2 separate regions of the Homo sapiens genome follow, and region 1 is linked to region 2. The links are chromatin loops, found by intact Hi-C in ENCODE. Cell type or tissue: PC-9. All regions are shown on one strand. Each heading gives the region's core, and the rest is flanking DNA. Links, peaks and the distances in the headings are about the cores only.

Region 1 (8,342 bases), core at 1,174-6,173, 89 kb after region 2:
AAAAATTAGCCAGGTGTGGTGGTGCATGCCTGTAATCCCAGCTACTTGGGAGGCTGAGGCAGGATGATCACTTGAATCTAGGAGGCGAAGGTTGCAGTAAGCCAAGATCACGCCACTGCACTCTAGCCTGGGTGACAGAGCAAGACTCTGTCTCAAAGTAATCAATAATAATAATAAACCCAGTAGCTATTTATCATGAAACCTTATATATGAAGACCACTAAGACACTTTACAAACATCACTGTGAATCTCTACAACAATTCTGATAGGTATTATCAACATTTTGCACACAAGGAAAGCAAGTTTTAGACATGTTTAGGAGCATATTACTAAGGGCATACACAGAGTACATCATGGTGGGCCCAGACCAGTTCTCAATTTATTCCCCCTAGAATGCCTTCTACCATTTCTTTGCTTGGTAAATGCTAATCATCTTTCAAGATCCAACTCAAATGTCCCACCATTTATTCATTCATCAGATGACGGCTTTACCCCAGTGAGGCCTTCAAATACTATCATTTTCTTTATGCATCTTGCCAGGAAAAAACAAAAAGCCTGGTAGCCAGTTGGTCTTGACTCGTCTAGACAGGAGATGGATTTTAGTTTGGAGGCTTATGGGAATAGCATTGGATACTTTACGATGCCTTCTTGACATCCCCAGATGTTACTCAGCCCATTTGGGCTGCCATGTATTGTAGCTGTTTGTCTGCTAGCCTATAGGCTCCTAAAGAGCAGGGAGAAATGTTTTTAATCTTTGCATTCTCAGGACCTAGCCCAAGCTCTGGTACACAGGAAGCACTCATAGATATGTGAGTGAGTGGGTCTGTGGGTATGGGAGTGAGCGCATGGTCAGACAGTCCTGCAGGCTGCCCTGGGTCCTCTAGAGGAAAACCCAAACATCATCAAGAATTGCACTATTACACTTCCTGACAAACCTTTCATGTGACTTATCCAGGTAGTGGTCATGCTGGGGAGCTTCTACCAAGTGACCTCCAGGAACTCTCAGCATTGCCAACCAGATTCCTAGGTCAAAGCCACTGTTATCCTCCATTGCTTGCTCTTGGAATAAATGCCCACCTCCATCCTGGAGAATAAAAACCAAAGGTCCCACAGAACCCCTTTCTCCCAACCAGACAAAGACAGACGGTATCTGGGCCCTAACTACCTGGAAAGATCATAGAGTGTTTCAAAGATCCAAATATGTTCTGTTTGTGTCCCTGCATCCCTTCTGTGACAGTTTTCACACTAAGCTCTCAGTGTCCTGTGAAGGTGTCTCAGACCGCCTGGAAGCATGTCGGGGGTGAGGCAGGGGTGGGGGGTTATGGGACTGGGACTGGCCCCATTAGCTCCAGTCAGGGCAGCTCTGCTCTTACCTGGCTTGTTTCTTTGTTTGTCTGCATTCTATCCCACTTCAGGGGTTCTACAGCTAAAAGGAATGTGAGAACTACTGCCCAAGTAGGCAGAATGCTACCAGAGAAAGATTTAGACAGACTTGGGTCAAATGCCTGTTTTATCACTTAACAGCTATGTGCCTTTAGGAAGCAAGTTCACCTCTCCAAACCTCAGTTTCCTCATCCCTACAGCAAAGACAGCAATACCGACCTTACAGAAGAGTTACAAGGAATCACTAACACCAACAACTAACCCTCATCCAGAAATTACCATCTATGGCTAGTAGACCTGTGGTTTCTCCAAAAGGGCCTGAAATGAGATTGTGTCTGAGGAGGCTTATGTAGAGCTACAGTGTTGGTGAGAGCTTTGCTGAGGGACACTGGCATTCAGAGAAGAAGTCTTTCTGGGGCTGACTAAACTAGTTTTCCTCTGCCAACATCCCGCTTTATGTTTACAATGGAAGGTGGGTGATATAAATGAAGACTTGGTATTCTGTTGGTGGGAAAAAAGACTGGAGAAATTCAAGAGAAATACAAGTTTACGTGGATCTGAGCTCAGGGAAAGGCGGGCAGTAGAAGTTGATGTGATTTACCTCAGGTTTAGTCAACTTAGTTGCCCTCCCAAGGTTAAAAGGTCAACAAGTCCTTTGATGACCATTTGCAAGCAGCCTGGAAGAACTCGTTCAGCTAAGTCACTGCCTCTGAGTACCTCCCCGCAACACAGACCCACCAGCTCCCACAGTGCTGCCAGTAATTTCCTAAAAGTCCTCACTGCCTAACCCAACCCTCACAAAATTTACTCTTGAGTTAATAATTAACCACCTCCCGAGGCTTGGTAATCCCTTCAACCATTTCCTAGGATCAGAGGTGGAGGAGGGGTGTTTGATTTTTTTTTCAAAGTGAGGAAAAGTGGACAGCTACCTTTCTTGACAAAAGGCACAGCAACTCCATGCCTGTGCTGGGCCAGAGCTCTATTTTGTAGTAACCTGCACCATCTCTAGACTGTCAGGTCAGGGTCCATGCTCTGAAAGGAGGTGACCAGTCTCCCTTGAATGAGGTGGGCTGGGGAATGTCTTGCACTTGGTAATTATCTATGATTCCACATTCCAGGAACCACACTGACTGTTTAATAATCTTTGACAAAGATAATTGAACTAATATATGTGAAAGCACTTTGTAAATTGAAAGTAGCATATAATTCTTCTTCTTATTAACTGAACCCTCATTCAAAATGATGATGTATTTATTAACATATATGTAATATATACATTGATAAACTTATTGACATAACAACATATTTATTAATGTGGTTATGTGTTCATGCTATATTACATTCAAAAAGCAACTTTTAAAACAGAAAGATCCCACTAGGGATAGGCAGATGAGCACATGAATAGGAGTAAACACACCCAAATATCAATACGCATTATCTCTATAAGTGGGTTCAGGGTGATTTTCTTTCCCTATCTTTTCTTTCTTGTTTACCCATATTTTCAAATTTTTTCTACAGAAAACGTTTTGCTATTGTAATTTTGAGACAGAGTCTTGCTCTGTCGCCCAGGCTGGAGTGCAGTGGTGCGATCTCAGCTCACTGCAAGCTCCACCTCCCGGGTTCACACCATTCTCCCGCCTCAGCCTCAGGAGTAGCTGGGACTACAGGCACCCAGCACCATGCCCGGCTAATTTTTTGTATTTTTAGTAGAGATGGGGTTTCACCATGTTAGCCAGGATGGTCTCGATCTCCTGACCTTGTGATCTGCCCGCCTCAGCCTCCCAAAGTGCTGAGATTACAGGTGTAAGCCACCGTGCCCAGCCACTATTGTAATTTTTTAAACTTAAAATGATTAAGACAATGCCTCCACCTCATCCCACAACCAACAGGCAAGAAGGCCTTGTGGGACGATGCCCTCTGACAGTAACCACTGCTCTACCCACACAGCGCAAAGAAAGGGAACAATTTCAGCAATAGCCTTCTTGAGGCAGTCCCCAATCCAAGCAGACTGGGAAACTTACACAATTGAGGATCCAGCCCTTTATCATCTCACCCTCCATCACAACATTTGCAGGAGAACTTTAGAAGCACACTCAAAGAGCAGGAAGACAAACCAGATGGCCCTGGGCACCTGGAATAGCAGAGGCGCAGAGGCCCCCAGCTCTGGATGAGTTCCAGGAGGGTTGAGGTGTGGGGCACTCAGACTCAGCCAGTACCTGGCATAGGGCAAGCATTCCACAGACACTTCTTGAATGAGTCAGTGAGTTACAAGTCAGTTTGGGAAACAGCTTTGTACCAAGTTCCTAGGCATGCCCTGGCCCTCCCTGAGACACCCTGCTGGGCCCTAGGCACGCACGGTGGGCTGATCATTCAGAAGAGGCTGCCTTAAGTGCAGGAACAGGACCATACAGATGGTGGCATAACTACAAGCACAGATTGTCACTACACACATATCTAGTTCTAATCATAGCTTTATGTCTGCCACCTGGGTGAACTTAGGCATGTGACTTCAATTGTCTGAGCCCAGTTACCTCATCTGTAAAATGGAAATGATGATCCCTACTTTGGGGAATTCTTGTGAAGACTATAGAAGATGTATAACATTTACCACAGACCCTAGCCCTTAAGCATTTGTAGGTGGTAACAACTGTTACCAGTGTACAAGCATTGCTGTATGTACAGCAGTGGGCACACATTTTCCTCTGCTAAAGGTGAGAGACCATTTGGAGCTACTTAGATGGGTAAGCCTGAGGAAGAAGGAATGAAAGGCCCATTTAATGGGTTATAAATTGTGCTTTGAAGGAAATCCTGCAGCATAGAAGCTAAGACAGCTGAAAGGGAGCAGGGTGAATTATGTTTTCAAACCACAATCATCAACCAAACTGGGTCAGGAGGCTTAAGTCCTGGGAACAAGTCTAGACTAGAGCAACTAGAGACCTGCTGGCAGACCATGTGACAATATCCAAGACACATCATCCAAAGTGCTTCTGATTTGAGGTTTACCTCCAAGTGATTTCCTCTAGAGAGTAGAATAATTTCATCAGATGCCTCTCACCAGAGGCTCTTCCTTCAAGCCTGCTTTTAGGATCATGGTTATAGGGCAAGACCTAGAGGTTAGTCTTACAACAAGGATACTTAGGGTAAAAGTTGAAAGGTCCTGCCCTTGTTCTTTCGGTGGAGAAAAAAGCTCTGCAATGGCCTTGTCTTTCCCTGTCTACAATTTCTGTCATCCTGAGAAGACTCTACATGCGGCATTTGTGCTTTCCCTTCCCACTGGGAAGGTACGAAGGTACTTGGATACATGACACAACTCTGTCCAAATCGTCACCAGCAGAAACCTCTGGAGTGTGTGACAGTAAAACCTGAGCAATTTCAGGGTTAGGCTGGGAGAAGAAACCTAGTGGGAATACTGGAGGTAGAAAACAATCATGTTACTGAGAAATCATGGTTTTCCATTAAAAAAGGCAAGAGAGAGTTGAGTGTGACAAGTGGCTGCTTGTCCCCTCAAATCCACCCTTCCTGTCTTCCATAGTGGGGCACACAGTTGTCCAGCTAGAACGTACATTTTTCTGCCTCCCTTGGAGCCAGGTGTGCCCACATAACCAAGTGCAGGCAATTGGGTGTGCAGAGATGTGTACAACTTCTGGATAGTTTCCAAATTAAAGATAAACTGCGCTTGCCATGAGTAAGTTCTCCTTCCTCTTTTATGAAAATTGTAATACACACATAACAGTCACCCAATTTAACCATTCGGTCAAGGTCAATGCACTGAGGGAATCTAAAAGAACCTAGGTTCCTAAACGATCTCATGGGGCACAGTTGCCCTGCTAGCCTGGGCTATTTAGCTAGTTTTTGAAAGAGAATATGCTTCTATCCTATCTAAGCCTCCATATCTGTATGCCTCTTTGTAATAGCAGCTTAGCTTAATTGATGTATTAATCTCATTAGCATATGGTCAAGCAATAAAAGTGTTAAACTGAAACATGAAATTGCTGATTTTATATATCAAAAATAGTTGAATATCAGTATACAACTCAACTTAATGAGATCAGGTCAGATATTTTAAGGAAAGTTAAACTCATTTCTTCTCATTAGCTACTTTACCCTGTAATTAATGCATGGTAAAATGAGGTTCAATATACAGATGCTACAAAACATCACTGAAAGAAGTTAAAGGAGGTCTAAATAAATGGAAAGATATCCCATGATCATGAATTGGAAGACTTATTAAGATGTCAATAGGGCCAGGCGCAGTGGCTCACATCTCTAATCCTAGCACTTTGGGAGACCAAGGCAGGTGAACAGCTTGAGCTCAGGAGTTCAAGACTAGCCTGGGCAACATGGTGAAACCCTGTCTCTACAAAAAAAATAGAAAAAGTGGAGCATGCCTGTAGCTCCAGCCACTTAGGAGGCTGAGGAAAGAGGATCACCTGAGCCCAGGAGGTCAAGGCTGTAGTAAGCCATGATTACACCACTGCACTCCAGCTCAAGCAATTGAGACCCTGTCCGAAAAAAAAAAAAAAAAAGGGTGTAAATAATCTACAAAGCTACAGATTTGATGCAATTCCTATCAAAATCCCAGCTATCTATTTTGTATAAATTAACAAAATTACCCTAAGATTCATTAAATGCAAAGGACTCAGAATGGCCAAAACAATCTTCAAAGAGAAGAACAAAATTGGAATCACATTTCCTAATTTCAAAACTTACCACAAAGTCATACTAATTAAGAAAGGGTGGTATTGGCATAAGGACAGATATAGATTAATGGAGTAGAACTGAGAATCTAGAAATAAACCTTTATATTTCTGGTAAATTGACATTTGATAAAAGTGACCAAATAATTCGATGGGAAAAAATGGTCTTTTCAATAAATGGGGCCAGGATAACTGAATAGCCACATGAAAAATAATAAAGTTGGACCCCTACCTCATACCACATACAAAAATTAAGTCAAAATGGATCAGAGACATAAAAGTAAGAGCTAAGATTATAAAACTCTTAGAAAAAAATATAGGAGTGTAAGTCTTCATGACTTTGGACTAGGCAATGTTTTTTAGATATGACACCAAAAGCACAATCCACAGATGATAAAATAAACTAGACATCATCAAAATTAAAAACACTGTTTCAAAGAACAGCCTTAAGAAAGTGGAAAAACAATCTACAGAATGGAAAAAAAAATTTGCTAATCATATATCTGATGAGAGAATAGAAAGGACTCTTTCAGCTCAACAATAAAAAGACAAATACTCTAATTTTTAAATTGGCAAAGGATTTGAATAGATATTTCTTCAGGTTCAGAGATATAATTGGCCAATAATTACATGAAAAGATACTCAACATCATAAGTCATTTAGTGAAATGCAAATCAAAATCACAACAAAATACTATTTCATATCCACAAGGATAGACATAATAATAACTTTTTTTTTAAAAAAAGGCAATAACAAGTATTGAAAAGATGTGGTGAAATTGGAACATTCATACATTGCTAACGGGAATATAATAAAATGGTATAGCTATGATGAAAAAGTTTGGTGGTTCCTCAAAAAGTTAAACATAGAACTGTTACATGATTCAGCAATTCCACTCCTAGGGATAGACCCAAGAAAACTGAAAAAAATATGTTTACACAAAAGCTTGTGTTGTACACAAGTGTCCATAGCAGCATTATTTATAACAGCCAAAAAGCAAAAACAACCCAAATGCCCATCAACTGATAAATGGATAAACAAATGTGGTCTATCCATACAATGGAATATTATTAAGCCTTAAAAAGGAATGAAATTCTGAGATAAGTTACAACATGGATGAATCTTTTTTTTTTTTTTGAGACGGAGTTTCACTCGTTTCCCAGGCTGGAGTGCAATGGCACAATCCTGGCTCACTGCAACCTCTGCCTCCTGGGTTCAAGCGATTCTCCTGCCTCAGTCTCCCGAGTAGCTGGGATTACAGGCATGCGCCACCACGCCTAGCTAATTTTGTATTACAACATGGATGAATCTTGAAAACATTATGCTAAATGAAAGAAGCCTAGTCACAAAAGACCACAAATGGTATGATTCCATTTATGTGAAACATCCAGAACAGGCAAATTCATAAAGACAGAAAGGAAATTAGTGTTTGCTAGGGAGTAGAAGGGGGAAGGATTAGGGAAGGACTGATAATAGACATGGAGCTTCTTTTTTGGATGATAAAAATGTTCTGGAAATTGGCCGGGCATGGTGTGGTTCATGCCTATGATCCCAGCCCCTTAAGAGGCCGAGGTGGGCAGATTGCTTTGGATCAGTTCAAGACCAGCCTGGTCAACATGGTGAAATCCCGTCTCTACTAAAAATATAAAAATTAGCCAGGTGTGGTGCACGCCTATAATCCCAGCTACTTGGGAGGCTGAGGCAGGAGAATCACTTGAACCCGGGAGGCAGAGGTGGCAGTGGGCTGAGATCATGCCACTGCACTCCAGCCTGGGCAACAGAGTAAGACTCCATCTCAAAAAAATAAATAAATAAAAATAAAGTTCTGGAAATAGATAGTGGTTGTAATGGGCTGAATGGTGGCCCTAAAAAGCTATATCTATGTCCCAATACCCAGAATCCTTATTTGAGTCATTATCTTCACTAGAGTCTCTGGAGGGTGTGGCCCTGCCCACATCACTTTCAGGCTTCTGGCCTCAGGAACTATAAAAGCACGCACTTCTGTTGCTTTAAGCCACTAGGTTTAGTAATTTGCTACAGCAGCCCTAGGAAACTAATAACAATGGTGACCCATACACACCTTTTAAATATACTAAAAACCACTGACTTACATGCTTATTTACTTCTTGAGACAGGGTCTCTCTCTGTCACCCAGGCTGAAGTGCAGTGGTGCAATCACAGCTCACTGTAGCCTCAACCTCTCAGGCTCAAGTAATCCTCCCATCTCAGCCTCCCACGTAGCTGGGACTACAGGTGCATGCC
Region 2 (8,342 bases), core at 1,350-6,349:
ATCCACAGAGTCCAGGCCAGGCTCCCTTGCCAGTCAGTCCAAAACCTACCTTTCCAACTCAACAGCCTCCTCTGCTCATGATGACTAATGGTGGAGATGTTTACTCCCTTCAGGGAAGGTCTCACCCCAGTGCCATGACTTGGGAAGACCCACATCAGAACATAATCCAATCTCTATGCCAAAAAAAAAAAAAAAAAAAATCCACACAGCAGGAATCTAATTGTTGTCTTACAGAAGCCCTCTTGATCACTGCTTTACCAGTCTGATTGTCCTCCCCAACAAAAGATACCTGACCTTGATTAATAGGGAGAAAGGAAATCCTTTTGAAGAGGAGCCAGTGAAACAATTTTGTCCTTCTATTAAGTGGCAAACATTTGTATTTAGAGGCTGTTAGATCTGAAAGGACGGTAGAGATCATTTAGTGAAATTTAGATCTCTCATTTTGCAGATGCCCAGAAAGGGAAAGTAATTTTCATAATGTTGGCTAGTGGCAAAGATGGGACTAGAATCCAGCTCTTATGATTCCTAGTTCAGTGCTCTTTAAAATACCGATGCATGCCAAATGGCAGAGTATAGAGACTGTGACATGATAATCCTTAATTCAAACAGAGACCAGGTCACCACAACATGGAGAAACACTTCTCGACAATCAGGAAATCCAAAATGACAATAAAGATCTCCCAGATGAACGGCTCTACCTTGCAAATGTGGACAGCAGAGAGAAAATATTGCAGAAATTCCCTGCTGCTGGTCACCTCTGCCTCCTGGATGCCACTTACATTGATCTGTTTTTCCTGCTTATCCGCCTCCACTCTGGTCACCTGAGTCACCATCACTTCATCATCCAAATCCACTCTTGCCTCACAATGAAGTCCCAGATCTTCTACGTGGACCAGAAGGGTCTCTGTGTCATGGTTTCTTTCTTTTCCAGCTTCACCTTTTTTACCCTTCCCTCTGGTTCTCTGCTCCAACCTGGCATGCATGGCTTCCCAAACTTTCTGAAATAGGCCATTCCCCTCTCGCTCCCTCTCTTTCTTGGCTCTGCCTTGAAAAGTCACAGTTTCACCCAGATCAGTGATTCCCAAACATGGGTGATTTTACCACCACCCCACCACCCAGGGAATACTTGGCCATTTCCAGAGACATTTTTTGGTTGTCACAAGTGGCATGTAGTGAGAAGAGGCTAGGGGAGCTGCTAAGCATCCTGCAAGGCTCAAGACATCCTCATGTAACAAAAAATCATCTAGTCCAAAATGTCAATAGTGCTGAGGCTGAGAAATACCCAATCTTTAGATCCCAGCTATAATGCTACTTCTTCCAAGAAGGCCTCCCATTATACTTTAGATCAAGGTAAGGCCCCTCCTGCCTGGGTATGCTCCTTCTCTACCTTTGTCCTTCATAGCAGTTAGCCCACATGTGAATATTTGAGATAACATGACCTCTGCCCTCCCTGCCCATCTGTTAGCCCCAGGTGGGTGGGGGGGCGGGTGTCAGCTCATCAGCTGATCCCACTGCCCCGCCCAGTGCCCAGCAGTTAGGCATCAATTTTTGCTTGTTAGCTTTGGAACACAGCAGAAGGGAGTTTCCACAGATGACCTCTCTTTCTCCCCAGGGGCTGTGTGGGTTTCCGATGGCTTCAAATGCATCCCCACAGACACCCCAGAGGTCAAGTGCACAGTCTTGGAAGCCTGACAGAAGTGGGCTGATATCCTAATTCTACCCCCTTCCAGCTGGGTGACCTTCAGCAAGTTACTTCATTTCTCTGGAACTCAGTTTCATCATCTATAAAAGAAGGATAAAAATAGAACCTGTTTCATGGAGTTGATGTGAGGATTAAAAGACATAGTGTATGTGAAGTATTTAGCACCTCTGACACCAGAGAAGGGATTAATAACCATGAGGAGGACACACTGTGGGGCGATGCCACTTATCCTGAGGTCCACTGCAACCCCAGGTCCTGGCTAATGGCTACAGGGATGGGGAAGGAGCAATCAGGAGGCAGCCAGTCCACGTCGTCTTAACTTCCTCAGCCCTCACACGTGCCTGCTGTCATCCCATCTTACCTATCCCATGGGCTTACTAGATGTACCAGTAGCCACCCACCCAAAGCAGAGAGGTGCCTAAAAATCACCTGCAGGTAGCGCTGAGGCCAGCCTCCAGCCTGGCTGTCACCCCCTCCACCCCTGGATTCCCTTAAGAGTCCTGGCCTGGGCCGGGTGTAGTGGCTCACTCCTGTAATCCCAGCACTTTGGGAGGCTGAGGCAGGCAGATCACCAGAGGTCAGGAGTTCGAGACCAGCCTGACCAATATGGTGAAACCCCGTCTCTATTAAAACTACAAAAATTAGCTAGGCATGGTGGCGGGCATCTGTAGTAGTCCCAGCTACTTGGGAGGCTGAGACGGGAGAATTGCTTGAACCCAGGAGGCAGAGGTTGCAGTGAGCCGAGATCGCACCACTGCACTCCAGCCTAGGCAATAGAGCGTGACTCCATTTAAAAAAAAAAAAAAAAAGAGTCCTGGCCTAGCACCCCAACTTCTTATCCAGATTCTACCTCTTGGCCCAGCTATTTCTCCATCTTTCTGGGCCCTGTCTGTGGTGTCAGCTGAGGCTCCACACCCTATAACCAGCCTAGCCCTGCCTCCCTTGCCTCCCCCAAAGTCTGAACCCTGGTCCACAGCCAGGTATGCCAGTTCCCACCGGATCTGCAGGGGAACTAGAAATATTTTTACCAAATAAGTGCCAGAAATTGATTGCTGTGGTTCCTTTAACCCTTTGTGGGAAGGGGGAGGCTTCCCCATTTCCAGGCCTCTTTGCTTCCCCTGCCCCTGTCACCACCATTTTATGCATTCAAAAACTGTTATTTTATTTTATTTTTATTTTTATTTGTTAAATGGTCCTTTTCCTAGACTGCCAGGGTCAGCAAACAGAAGTGTCTGTTCAAAGAGGGAGGGCTGGACGGGAAGAGGGCTGCTAGGCCCGGTCAGAGAGGACTTCAGGCAGGGAGCGTGGAAGCTGTGGACAGGACAGCTTTTAGCTCTGGGAGCAGGTGCTGGAGCCAAGTCACACACAGGTAGCAGTCAGTGAGGTTCACATCCAGGAACCTTTTTACAGAAACCCCTCTCTCTCTCTGTACAGCTGTATAAGCACCAGCACAGGCTCCGACAACATGCAGGTGAGGAAGGGGACAGAAGGGCCTAAGATCCCACCATGGAGAGAGAGGGAGGAGAGGGGAGGGGGGCTTGTAGCATCAGCTTATCAGAAGGACCCCCTGGTGCACCAGAAGATTGTAGTCCTGGGTGAACAAGAGCTGCCCTCGGGGGTTAGCAGCCTGTTGCTTCTGTTGACTTGGCTTTCTGCCCTGCAGCCAGTGAAACCTGACAGGTCAGTTTCTAGATCTGGGCTGATTCTCTTTCACTTCCTGGTTCTCATACCTTCATCTTGACAGTCTGTGTATTTCTCCTCATTCTGTGAAAGAATGGAGTTTTTTGGTCCTAAATGCTCAAAAAAAATCTGGTCTCTTAAAAAATCTCAGCAATTCTGATACCTGGGAAGTTATTTAAGGGGTCAGAATGACTGACGTTAGACCCCTGAAGATTGAAATCAGTGACTTGTCTCTATCCTGAGGTGTCTTCTGTCAGTGTGGAAAAGTCTGGGCACAAAGAAGGAACAGAGCATCAGCATTCTCCCCCAGCCACCCAGCCGGGTTGTGAACAGAAGCACCAGTTTTGCCTCCTAAGTCTCTGTTTTTATTTGCTTTGAAGAAGCAGACAGGTGCCTTTTTCCTGTCTCTTTTTTTGTACTCCCTCCGAAGTATGCAACATACTTTGCCGTTGGTCAATGCCTACTAGATATTTGAGTGGTTAAATGGAGGCGAGGTGGCTCAGCAGGGTTGGGATTAGAGGGAGGTGCCTAGGGCACGAAATTTCAATCATTCTTCAAGGCCATTTAGTCATCCTCCAGGCGTGTCATCACTCTAGTCCCAGCCCTGTGGCTCCCTGTGGCTCAGGGCTGGTAAGGGAAAGCTCAAAGGGACATGGTTTACTCAAAGATGGCTGTTTGTGGGATGGGGAAGCTCTCCACCATGAGACCTGCCTGCCATAGCTTCCTCTTGCCTGGGACACCTAGGTCTCTCATGTCCAGACATGTGGCTTGTATGAGCTGGTCACTAGCCTACCAGAAAGCCCCCTCTCTCAGGAACTGCAGAGACAAATATACATGAAAGGGAACTTGAGGGAAGTCAGAGGCAGATGTTACTGGTACAAGACTAAAAAGAATTCTAAGAATGTTAACTAACATTTTTTTCATGCTTGCTATGTGCCAAGCCCACATTAAGTACTTTATGGCCATTATTTTATATAATCCCTCCAACAACTAGATTAGGAAGGACTTGGATTCTGGAGCCAGACAGCTTCAGCTTAAATCCCATCTTTGTCTCTTTCACGTTGTGTGGACTTGGGAAATTTCTTCAGCTCTCTGGGCCTCAGCTTCCTCACCTATAAAATTGAAACAGTAATAGTACCCACATTGGAGTATTCTGAGGATTATATCAGTAATACATGTAAAACAATGAGACCAGCATCTGTACAAGGTAAGCACTCAACAAATATTGGCCATGATGGTGATGATGATGATGAAGATGATGATGAAGAGATGATGATTGCCTCTGGTAGCTTATTCCTAAGGCTGCCTACAACAAAGTCCCACAAACTGGGTGACTTGAGATAATAGAAATGTATGATCTCACAGTTCCAGGGGCTAGGAGTCCAAGATCCAGGTGCTGGTGGGTTGTTATTCTGAAAGATGTGAGGAAGAATCTGTTCCATGCCTCTCTGTGAGGTTCTGGTAGCCTCAGGCATTCCTTGGCTTATGGATGGCTCTCTTCTCCCCATGTTTTATCATGTCGTCTTTCCTCTGTGTGTGTCTGTCTTTGTGTACATATTTCCCCTTTTTATAAGGATACCAGTCACACTGGATTAGGCCCTACTGTAATGACCTCAACTTGATCACCTCTGTAAAGATCCTGTCTCCAAATAAGGTCACATTCTTGTGTACTGCAGGTTAGGACTTCAACATATCTTTTGGTGGTGGAAGGGTGGGCATAATTCAACCCATAATACAAGGTTAAGTGACTTGCTCAAGCCTTGTTAACATGGCTTTTTAGTGATGAAACTGGTCAGGGAGGCTAGGATTATTGGAAGACAAATCCCAAGATGTAAACCCCAGTGGAAAACCCCAACCCTGCTAAACCTCTGGAGAGAAGCAACTCAAGGGAAACATGCAGAGCTGGCCACTGTTGTGCTGATGGCATTTTCCCTCCCTTCCTCCATAGCCTGCCTGCTCCAGGCTGAGCTGGTAAACTATGAACGAGTCAAGGAATATTGCCTCAAAGTCTTGAAGAAGGAAGGGGAGAACTTCAAGGCCCTTTACCGGTCTGGTGTGGCCTTCTACCACCTTGGGGACTATGACAAAGCACTCTACTACCTGAAAGAAGCAAGGACCCAACAACCAACAGGTAAGGCGGAAATAGCTGTTTTCTTACTTCCTCCCTGCTCTGGTGGCTCCTGGGACCTTCTCATTTCAGCAGTTTTCTTGGCTAGGAGGGCCAGGCAGGGACAGAGATGGCAAAATTAGGGATCAGATATATATGATAAGACCTAAGAGGAGCACACAGCCCATGCATTTGCCTAGGGTTTGAGTTCCAGGGAGCACAGGCCCCTCTTCTCTTCAAATAGAGTATAGAATTCCTCATCTTTTTCAACTCAGAATCCAGCTCTCTTCACTTATTCAACAAATATATATATATTGAATTCATACTATGTGCCAAGATTTGTGCTAAGCACCAAGGGAATCAATGAAAAGACACTGCCGCTACCCATGAGGCGCTCACATCTGGTTGATGACACAGAATACAAACAGGCAAATTTGATGCTAAGCCCAGCACCTTTCAGGAAGCATGCTCTGACTTCTCCAGTCAGATGCTATTCCTTAGGACATGTGTTATCTATAGCATTCACTTAGATCATATCCACCAGTCATTCATTCATTCATTCCACAGATATTTATTGAGGGGGTACAATATTGCTAGGTATATAGTAGTGAACAAAAGAAAGTTGTTGCCTTCAAAGAGCTTATATTATAATGGCTCACTGTCTATTGTAAGTGGGAAAAAAAAGTGTGGAGAGGGGACAGAACCCAGGGAGGGGCTCTCTACCAAGGGATGGCTAGAAGTCAACCAGTAAACAAGCAAACAAATAGTAAACAAATGAAATACTTAGTAGTAATAAACGCTGTGAAGAAAATAAAGCAGAATAAAGAGATCAAGAGTAAATGGGGGCGCTGGGCGTGGTGGCTCATGCCTGTAATTCCAGCACTTTGGGAACCCAAGGCAGGTGGATCGCTTGAGCTCAGAAGTTCAAGACCAGTCTGAGCAACATGGTGAAACCCCATCTCTACTAAAAATACAAAAATTAGCTGGGTGTGGTGGTGGACACCTGTAATCCCAACTACTTGGGAGGCTGAGGCAGAAGGATCACCTGAACCTGGAAGGCGGAGGCTACAGTGAGCCAAGATGGCACCACTGCACTCCAGCCTGAGCGACAGAACAAGACCTTGTCTAAAAAAAAAAAAAAAAAAGGAGTAAGGCTGGGCGCGGTGGCTCATGCCTGTAATCCCAGCACTTTGGGAGGCCGAGGTGGGTGGATCAGGAGGTCAAGAGATCAAGACCATCCTGGCTAACATGGTGAAACCCCGTCTCTACTAAAAATACAAAAAATTATCTGGGCATGGTGGCACGCACTTGTAGTCCCAGCTACTCAGGAGGCTGAGGCAGAAGAATCACTTGAACCCAGGAGGCGGAGGTTGCAGTGAGCCAAGATTGCGCCACTGCACTCCAGCCTGGGTGACAGAGCGAGACTGTCTCAAAAAAAATAAAAAAGAGTAAAGAGGGGGGAGCTATTTTAGACCAAGTGATCAGAAAGAGCCTCTCTGAGGAAGTAACATTTAAACAACTTTGACTTGATGTTGCTATTTTTGTTGTTTATATGGTTAATAATTTTTCTTTTTTCAGACAGAGTCTCGCTCTGTCGCCCAGGCTGGAGTGCAGTGGTGTGATCTCAGCTCACTACGACTTCCGCCTCTTGGGCTCAAATGATCCTCCCACCTCAGCGTCCCCAGTAGCTTGGACTACAGGCATGCACTACCATGCCTGGCTAATGTTTTTTATTTTTTGTATAGATGAAGTCTTGCTATGTTGCCAGGGCTGGTCTTGAACTCCTGGGCTCAAGCAATCCTTCTGCCTCGGCCTCCTAAAGTGCTGGGATTACAGGCATGAGCCACCACACCCAGCCTTTTTTTTTTTTTTTTAAACTCAATCTTCCTTTCAAAAGTCTTTAAAAAACTTTAGAATCAAGTCACAAATGTCCAAATGTATACTTTTTTTATCTTTTTAAAGAACACCTTGTTGTTGATTTATTTTCCGTACATAAATCGTGTTCCACCAACTGTAAGCAGCTTGAAGACTAACCATTGGACTCATTCAATAGAATTTTCTGGAGCACTGCTATCTGCCAGCACGGTTCTGGAGGATACGCCTGGCATTTTTTAGCATGATATAGTATTCATTTCTACTTCCAGAAGTAACTATTCCAGGCAGCCCTGTCACTCTTATGTTATGGTGTGTGTGGAACTTAGCAGTTGTTCCCTGCCATGCCATCCTCACTAATAACAGGAACTGGGAAGAAATGCCCCAGTTTTGGTGAGGTGGTCATCTGACCCTGCTTATAACGACAAAAATAAGACAATAAAGCAAAGTCATTTTAAACTCTTCAAGCTTAAAAAAATTACATTAGACTAATATTTGTTGATCATTGTTTTAAGCACTTTTAGACTTACCTATTTTGGGCTTCAGAGCAATTTCATGAGGCAGGTATTACAGTCCTCAGGAGAGACAGGCTTTGCAGCCAGACACACCATTTACTATGTGTCTCCTTGGCATCTGACTCAATCTCGCTAGGTCCCTATTCCATTTTGTCACAGTGAGGAGAAGGATACATACCTTGCGGGATTGTATTGAGGATTAAATGAGATCATGAAGGTTAGAAACCTGGCACAAGGTTGGCATTCAAAAATGGAGCTTGTTGGCTGGGCGCGGTGGCTCACTCACGCCTCTGATCCCAGCACTTTGGGAGGCCAAGGTGGGCAGATCACCTAAAGTCAGGAGTTTGAAACGAGCCTGGCCAATATGATGAAACCCCGTCTCTACTAAAAATACAAGAATTAGCTGGGCGCAGTGGGATGTGTCTGTAATCCCAGCTACTGAGGCAGGAGAATTGCTTGAACTTGA

What was found. Peaks named below come from ENCODE experiments on the same cell type or tissue, not always from the same donor. Only the 100,000 strongest peaks of a DNase experiment are listed, where the experiment ranks them.
Region 1: a loop joins it to region 2, with 11 times the contacts of the local background. A loop is called at or near these places in 1 of 110 quality-filtered maps.

What each region holds. Positions count from the first base shown.
Region 1 is chr14:70,751,565-70,759,906 of GRCh38, forward strand. The region is part of intron 3 of MAP3K9 (mitogen-activated protein kinase kinase kinase 9); the gene reads right to left. Among named protein-coding and RNA genes, the nearest start is that of MAP3K9-DT, 53 kb to the right of the region's middle. In PC-9, for the core only: a CTCF peak has its summit at 3,886; DNase peaks (open chromatin) are centred at 3,647 and 4,337; H3K27ac peaks cover 2,779 bases.
Region 2 is chr14:70,662,234-70,670,575 of GRCh38, forward strand. It overlaps TTC9 (tetratricopeptide repeat domain 9), which reads left to right. Exons shown (of 3, transcript NM_015351.2): 2 at 5,331-5,513. Among named protein-coding and RNA genes, the nearest start is that of TTC9, 24 kb to the left of the region's middle. RefSeq lists enhancers at 3,493-3,652, 4,150-4,650, 4,651-5,151. In PC-9, for the core only: no CTCF peak of the experiment used is centred there; DNase peaks (open chromatin) are centred at 3,058, 3,368, 3,888, 4,278 and 2 weaker places; H3K4me3 peaks cover 1,724 bases; H3K27ac peaks cover 4,164 bases.